Linked DNA regions of Homo sapiens: region 1 is linked to region 2. A link is an interaction called in ENCODE POLR2A ChIA-PET data of the cell type or tissue named here. Cell type or tissue: endothelial cell of umbilical vein. All regions are shown on one strand.

Region 1 (4,000 bases), 99 kb before region 2:
TATTCTCCCTTGCCTTTACCTATTTAGAAAAATTTTAAACCGTTAGCCAATCGGGTTCAGTTTAGATTGTGAGGTCTGGCTCCAGCCAATGGAGACAGGACACAGTAGCAGGGACAAGCTGTGTAAGGGATAAAAATTACTTCCTCCCTTTGTTCAGGTGTGCTCTCACCATTGTTCCATCTGCGATGAGCACCCTTTCTACAAAAAGTAAAAATTGTCTTACTAAGAAAATTAAATTTATGTTCAAATGCTGTTTCTTTGTGGCACCAAGAAACAAACATTCCTAACACCCCCTACCCCCAGATCCTCAAAATACATCAAGTAAAAGACTACAGGACAAAGTTGAAAATCCAATTTAACAGTGGAAGATTTTAAAACACATTTCTCAACACGTAAACAAAAATTAGTAAAGATATAGAAGACGTAGAGCAACACAAATAACAAGCTTGATTTAACAGATATAACCGGCTCCTGCATTCAACAGTTTGAGTATACATTCTTCTCAAGCAACATGAAACATTTACAAAACTTGGCTACTTTGTTATTCCCTAAAGAAAAAGTTCCAATAATTCAAATAATTAGTGTCATAAGAACACATTCTCTGACCGTGATGCAACTTGGTTAAAATCAATAACAAAAAGATGAATTTTTCTATTTCCATAATTTGGCAATTTCAGAAACACACTTCCAAATCACTCATGGTCATGAGTCATGGAAGATGGAATGAAAATTTTTAAATAACTGAAATTGAATGATAATGAAAATACTATATATCAAAATGTATGGACCTTCATACAATGGATTCATTAATAAAAAGGAAGGAAATCCTGATACAAGCCCCATCATGGATGAACCTCAAAAGCATTAAATGAAGTGAAAGAAGCTAGACATGACAAGACCACATATTAGATGATTCTACTTACAAATGTCCAGAAAATACAAATTCATACAGACAAAAAGTACAGTAGTGGTTAGCTAGGGGTGGGAACAGGGATTATTGCAAATGGGCATAAGAGAGCTTACTGAGGGGATGAAAATGTTCTAAAATTGATTAATGGAAATGGTAGTGCCACTCAGTAATAAATTAAAAATCACTGACTTATACACTTGAAATGAGTGAGTTTCATAATACATAAAGTATATCTTGATAAAGCTGTTTTAAAAGAAAACTTGTAAGATATAGGAAAATTAAAATTTTGAGGGAATATAGCCTTAAAGAAAGAAAGAAAGAAAGATGGCTGGGCATGGTGGCTCACATCTGTAATCCCAGCACTTGAGCAGGCTGAGGCAGGAGATCACTTGAGGCCAGGAGTTCAAGACCAACCTTGGCAACAAAGCAAGACAACAACAACAACAACAAACCAGAAAGAAAAACATCAAAGTAAAGAGAAGAAAATAATAAATATAGGAACTAAAATTTATAAAACCAAAAATATTCAATAGAGAGGATTAACAAAGCCAAAAGTTGGTTTGCTAAAAGAATAATAATAATAAACCATTGGCAAGATTAATCAAGAAAAAAGGGAGAAGGAACAAATGAATATCTGAAATTTAAAAGGGGAGATAACTACTGACATGGCAAAATTTAAAAGATAAAATAATAGCATGAATAGATGTTGAGACTACGGCAATGTTCGTTATATTTCCTTTGTGACTTAAAAAAAAGTTCTGTATTTGTGGGGTATAGGATCATACGCAAATGTAATTAGTTAACCTTTTGAACACATTTTGAAGCTAGGTTAGGTATACGAGTTCATGATTACAACGGTCTCTTACATTGTTTCTTTTATCCGTATGATCTATTTATGTGTGTACTTGAAAATACCTCGGCCAGGCACTGTGGCTCACGCCTGTAATCCCAGCACTTCGGGAGGCTGAGCCGAAAGCTCCAGCCAGCCAGCCAGCCAAGGAAGTGCTTACATCACCCCTCCTCCAATCCCAGGCAGTGCAGCTTACAGCTCCAGGGGAAACTCCTTTCCGCTTGAGGAGGGGAGAAAGGAGAGTAAAGGGGACTTTGTCTTGCAACTTGGATACCAGCTCAGCCACAGTAGGATAGGGGACAAGGTAGAGTCCCAAGGCCCTCATTCCAAGCCCTAGCTCCCAGATCACATTTTTAGACATACCCAGGGCCAGAAGGGAATGCGCTGCCCTTAAAGGGAAGGACCCAGTCCTGGAAGAATTTATCAAATCCTTCCGAAGGCGGATTGCTTTGAGCCCAGGAGTTTGAGATCAGCCTGGGCAATATGGCGAAACCCAGTCTCCAAAAAAAATACAAAAAATAGCTGGGTGAGGTAGCACACACCTATAGTCCCAGCTACTCGGGAGGCTGAGGTGGGAGGATCACCTGAACCTGGGAAGTCAAGGCTGCAGTGAGCCATGATTGCACCACTGCACTCCGACGTGGCTGACAGGAGTGAGACTCTGTCTCAAAAAAAAAAAAAGAAGAAAAGGTAAAAAAAAGAAAATATTTTTTCTTTTATTTATTGGTCACCTACTATGTGCTATGGAGTTTCTCAATATTACCTCTATCCCTAATGTCCCTGGTAAGATAGGCATAAATAACTCCTATTTCAGATGAGACAACTGAGAGAGCCATAAATGATGTTTTAAAAAGCCAGGATCCAAACTCAGATTTTTCTGTTTTCAAAGCCTGTACTCTTCCTTACCACAGTGGTTCAAATATATGTCGACTGTATATATAACATGTATTTATTTTTTAAAGATAACACAAATTTCAGTATGAGGGAAAACTCAAAACTTAATCATGCAACCCTATAAACTGGACTTTTGCGTTTAAAAGCACCTATCTTTGGGGAGAGGAGGCAGGGCAAGCTGGCTTAATAGAACTCTCCAGCCATCATTTCCCCCCTGTACCCCACAGGAACAACAAATTGAACAATTATCCATACAAGAAAGAACCTTCATAACAACCAAACATCGGGTGAGAGATCACAGTACCTGGTTTTAACTACGTATCACTGAAAGAGGCACTGAAGAAGATAGGAAAGACAGTCTTGAATTGCCAACACCACCATTCCACCATCTCTTGGCAGTGGCCACATGGTGTGGAGAGAGAATCTGTACTTGTGGGAGGGAGAGTGCAGTGATTGTGGGACTTTGCATTAGAACTCAGTGCTGCCTGCCACAGCTGAAAGCAACATGGGGCAGAATTCAGCCAGTACTCACAGAGGGGGCAGTTAGACCAGCCCCAGCCAGAGGGGAACCACCCATCCCACTGGTCAGAATCTGAGTTCCAGCAAGCCCCACCATGGCAAGCTAAAGCACTCTGGGGTTCCAAATAAACTTGAAAGGCAGTCTAGGCCACAAGTACTGCAATTCCTGGGCAAGCCCTGGTGTTGTGCTGGGCTTGGAGCCAGTGGAGTTAGGGTACATGTGACCTAGTGAGATACCAGCCAGCCAGCCAGCCAAGGAAGTGCTTACATCACCCCTCCTCCAATCCCAGGCAGTGCAGCTTACAGCTCCAGGAGAAACTCCTTTCTGCTTGAGGAGAGGAGAAAGGAGAGTAAAGGGGACTTTGTCTTGCAACTTGGATACCAGCTCAGCCACAGTAGGATAGGGGACAAGGTAGAGTCCCAAGGCCCTCATTCCAAGCCCTAGCTCCCAGATCACATTTTTAGACATACCCAGGGCCAGAAGGGAATGCACTGCCCTAAAGGGAAGGACCCAGTCCTGGAAGGATTTATCATCTGATGACTAAGAGACCCTGGGCCCTGAATAAACATCAGCAGCACCCAGGCAGTACTCACCATGGGACTTGGGTAAGACCCAGGGCTGTGCCGGCTTCAGGTGTGACCCAGTGCATTCTAAGCTATGGTGCCCACAGGGAGAGACTTCCTCTGCCTGAGGTAAGGAGAGGAAAGAGTAAAGGAACTTTTTATTGCAGCTTGGGCACCAGCTTGGCCACAGTGGGGTAGAGAACCAAGAAGTCACCTGGGGTAGTCAGTTCTAGCCCTTGGCTTCTGGATGGCATTTCTGGACC
Region 2 (4,000 bases):
TTAATAAACTCCCTCTCGGCTGTGCGCAGTGGCTCACACCTGTAATCCCAGTACTTTGGGAGGCCAAGAGTTCAAGACCAGCCTGACCAGCATGGTGAAACCCCGTCTCTACTAAAACTACAAAAATTAGCCAGCCGGGTGTGGTGGCACGCGCCTGTAATCCCAGCTACTCGGGAGGCTGAAGCAGGAGAATTGCTTGAACCCGGGAGGTGGAGGTTGCAGTGAGCCGAGATCGTGCCACTGCACTCCAGCCTGGGCGACAGAGCAAGACTCCGTCTCAAAAAAAACCAAAAAAACAAAAAATCTCTCTTTCATATATACATCTATTCTATTAGTCCTGTCCCTCTAAAGAACCCTAATATATACATCATATCAACAGAATGAAGGACAAAAAGCATATGATCATTTCAATTGATGCTGAAAAAGCATTTGATAAAATTCAACATCCTTTCATGATAAAAGCCCTCAAAAAACTGGGTATAGAAAAACATACTTCAACATAATAAAATTCATATATAATAGACCCCCATACTAAATGGGGAAAAAACTGAAAGCCTTTCCTCTAACATCTGGAACATGATAAGGATGCCCACTTTTACCACTGTTATTCAACACAGCAATGGAAGTCCTAGCTAGAGCAATCAGATGGAAGGAAGGAAGGAAGGAAGGAAGGAAGGAAGGAAGGAAGGAAGGAAGGAAGGAAGTGAGGGAGGGAGGGAGGGAGGGAGGAAGGGCATCCAAATTGGAGAGGAAGATGTCACATTATCCTTGTTTGCAGATGATTTGATCTTATATTTGGAAAAATCAATGATATAACGTTATATTTGATATAATCTTTATTTTACCAAAAACCAATTAGGACTGATAAATTCAGTAAAGTTGCATGATACAAAAATCAGTAGCATTTCTATATGCTAACAGCGAACAATCAGAAAAAGAAATCAAGAAAGTATTTCTACTTACAGTAGCCACAAATAAAATACCTAGGAATTAACCAAAGAAGTGAAAGATCTCTACAACAAAAACTATAAAACATCGATGAAAGACATTGAAGAGGGCTGGGTGCAGTGGCTCATGCCTGTAATCCCAGAACTTTGGGAGGCTGAGACGGGTGGATCACCTGAGGTCAGGAGCTCGTGACCAGCCTGGCCAACATGGTGAAACCAAGGCTGTACTAAAAATACAAAAATTAGCTGGGCGTGGTGGCAGGCACCTGTAATCCCAGCTACTCAGGAGGCTGAGGCAGGAGAATCGCTTGAAACCGGGAGGTGGAGGTCGCCATGAGGTGAGATTACGCAATTGCACTCCAACCTGGGCAACAAGAGTGAAACTCTGTCTCAAAAAAAAAAAAAAAAAAAAAAAAAAGAAAAGAAAAAGAAAAAAAGAAATTGAAGAGGACACAAAAAAATGGAAAGATATTCCAGGATCATGGATTGGAAGAATTTAATATTGTTAAAATGTCCATAGTACCCAAAGCAACCTACAGATTCAATGCAATCCTTATCAAAATACCAATGACATTCTTCACAGAAAAAAAAAAATCCTAAAATTTACATGGAACCACAAAAGAACCAGAATAGCCAAAGCTACCTTAAGCAAAAAGAACAAACTTGGAGGAATCACATTACCTGACTTCAAATTATACTACAGAGCTATAGTAACCAAAACAGCATGGTACTGGCATAAAAACAGACACATACACCAATGGAACAGAATAGAGAAGCCAAAACAAATCCACACATCTACAGTGAACTCAAACCTACACTGGGGAACAGCCAGTCTCTTCAATAATGGTGCTGGAAAAACTGGGTATCCATATGCAAAAAAAATGAAACTAGACCCCTATCTCTTGCCACATACAAAAGTCAAAACAAAAGGGATTAAAGACTTAAATATTTGTAAGACCTCGAACTATGAAACTAATACAAGAAAACATTGGGGAAACTCCCCAGGGCAGTGGTCTGGGCAAAAATTTCTTGAGTAATACCACACAAGCACAGGCAATCAAAGCAGAAATAGACAAATGCGATCCCATCAGGTTAAAAAGCACAGCAAAGGAAACAATTAACAAAGTGAAGAGACAACCCACAGAATGGGAATAATTATTTGCCAACTACCCATCTGACAAGGGATTAATAACCAGAATATATAAGGAGCTCAAAAAGCTCTGTAGGTAAAAATTTAATAATCTGATTAAAAATTGGGCAAAAGGTTTGAACATACATTTCTCAAAAGAAAATTCAAATGGCAAACAGGTAAATGAAAGGGTGCTCACCATCACTGATCATCAGTGAAATACAAATCAAAACTACAATGAGATATCATTTCACCCCAGATAAAATGGCGTTTTTCCCCACCCCTCCCAAGACGGAGTCCTGCTCTGTCACCCAGGTTGGAGTGCAGTGGCACGAGCTCGGCTCACTACAACTTCCGCCTCCCGGGTTCAAGCAATTCTCCTGCTTCAGCCTCCTGAGTAGCTGGGTTTACAGGCACCTGCCACCATGCCTGGCTAATTTTTGTATTTGTAGTAGAGATGGGGTTTACTATTTTGCCCAGGCTGGTCTCAAATTCTTGACTTCATGATCCACCCACCTTGGCCTCCCAAAGTGCTGGGATTACAGGCGTGGGCCACCACGCCAGGCCAAAATGGCTTTTATCTGAAAGTCACGCCATAAAAAATGCTGGTGAGGATATGGAGAAAAGGGACCCCTCATAAACCTTGGTGGGGATGTCAATTAGTACAACTACTATGGAGAACAGTTTGGAGATTCCTCAAAAAACTAAAAATAGAGCTACCATATGATCCAGCAATAGCACTGCTAGGTATATACTCAAAAGTAGAGAAATCAGGAAATCAATACTTCTACACAATGGAGTACTATTCAGCCATAAAAAAGAATGAGATCCTGTCATTTACAACAACATGGGTAGAATTGGAGGTCATTATGTTCAGTGAAATAAGCCAGGCACAGAAAACAAACTTTGCATATTCTCACTTATTTGTGGGAGCTAAAAATTAAAACATTGAACTCATGGAGATACAGAGTAGAAGGAGAGTTACCAGACACTGAGAAGGGTAGTGGGGGAAGTGAGAGGCAAGTGGAAATGGATGGTTAATGGGTACAAAAGAATTGAAAGAATAAATAAGATCTTGTATTTGATAGCACAACTGGATGACTATAGTCAATAATTTAATTATACATTTAAAAACAACGAAGAGTATAATTGGATTGTTTGTAACACAAAGGATAAATGCTTGAGGTGATGGATACCTCATTTACCCTGATGTGATTATTACACCTTATATGCCTGTATCAAAATATCTAATGTACCCCATAGATACACCTACCACGTACCTACAAAAATTAAAAAGAATATTTCTTATTCTAGTTCAAAGACTTGTTCAACAAATAGACTATATAACAGTTTTGAAATTTATAAAGGTAACTATGCATCAGAATCTCTATATATCCATGATGAAAACAAAAACAAGGAGCAACAGGAAATGCTATGTAAATATCCTTGAATATTGAATATTGAACTGTAACTAGCAATAAAAAGATTGCAAACCCTGTCCCCTCCTCCCCCACCCCAAGCCAATAAAGTTGCTCAAAAACATCACCTCAAATTTCACAAAAAAATTATGTGATTATTTGAAGACGAAGATGGGGAAAATACTACACATTAGTTTATAACTCTTACCTCCTCATTCCTCCAACTACGGTAGAGTCAGAAGAGCTCTGCAGCATTGGAAACATCTGCATAAAAATACACTTGCCTCTGGCTGGGCATGGTGGCTCACACATGTAATCCCAGCACTTTGGGAGGCCCAGGAGGGTGGATCACCTGAGGTCAGGAGTTCGAGACCAGCCTCGCCAAATGGTGAAACCCCGTTTCTACTAAAAGTACAAAAAATTAGCCAGGCATGGTAGCGGGCACCTGTAATTCCAGCTACTCTGGAGGATGAGGCAGGAGAATCACTTAATGTTTCATGTTTAAA

The links. Peaks named below come from ENCODE experiments on the same cell type or tissue, not always from the same donor. Only the 100,000 strongest peaks of a DNase experiment are listed, where the experiment ranks them.
Region 1: POLR2A ChIA-PET joins it to region 2 with 5 read pairs; 6 of 35 experiments call an interaction of 5 or more read pairs at or near these places.

The regions. Positions count from the first base shown.
Region 1 is chr2:202,804,219-202,808,218 of GRCh38, forward strand. The region is part of intron 9 of ICA1L (islet cell autoantigen 1 like); the gene reads right to left. Among named protein-coding and RNA genes, the nearest start is that of ICA1L, 66 kb to the right of the region's middle. In endothelial cell of umbilical vein, no CTCF peak of the experiment used is centred here; DNase peaks (open chromatin) are centred at 1,863 and 3,383.
Region 2 is chr2:202,902,800-202,906,799 of GRCh38, forward strand. The region is part of intron 2 of WDR12 (WD repeat domain 12); the gene reads right to left. Among named protein-coding and RNA genes, the nearest start is that of WDR12, 6.9 kb to the right of the region's middle. In endothelial cell of umbilical vein, no CTCF peak of the experiment used is centred here; no DNase peak of the experiment used is centred here.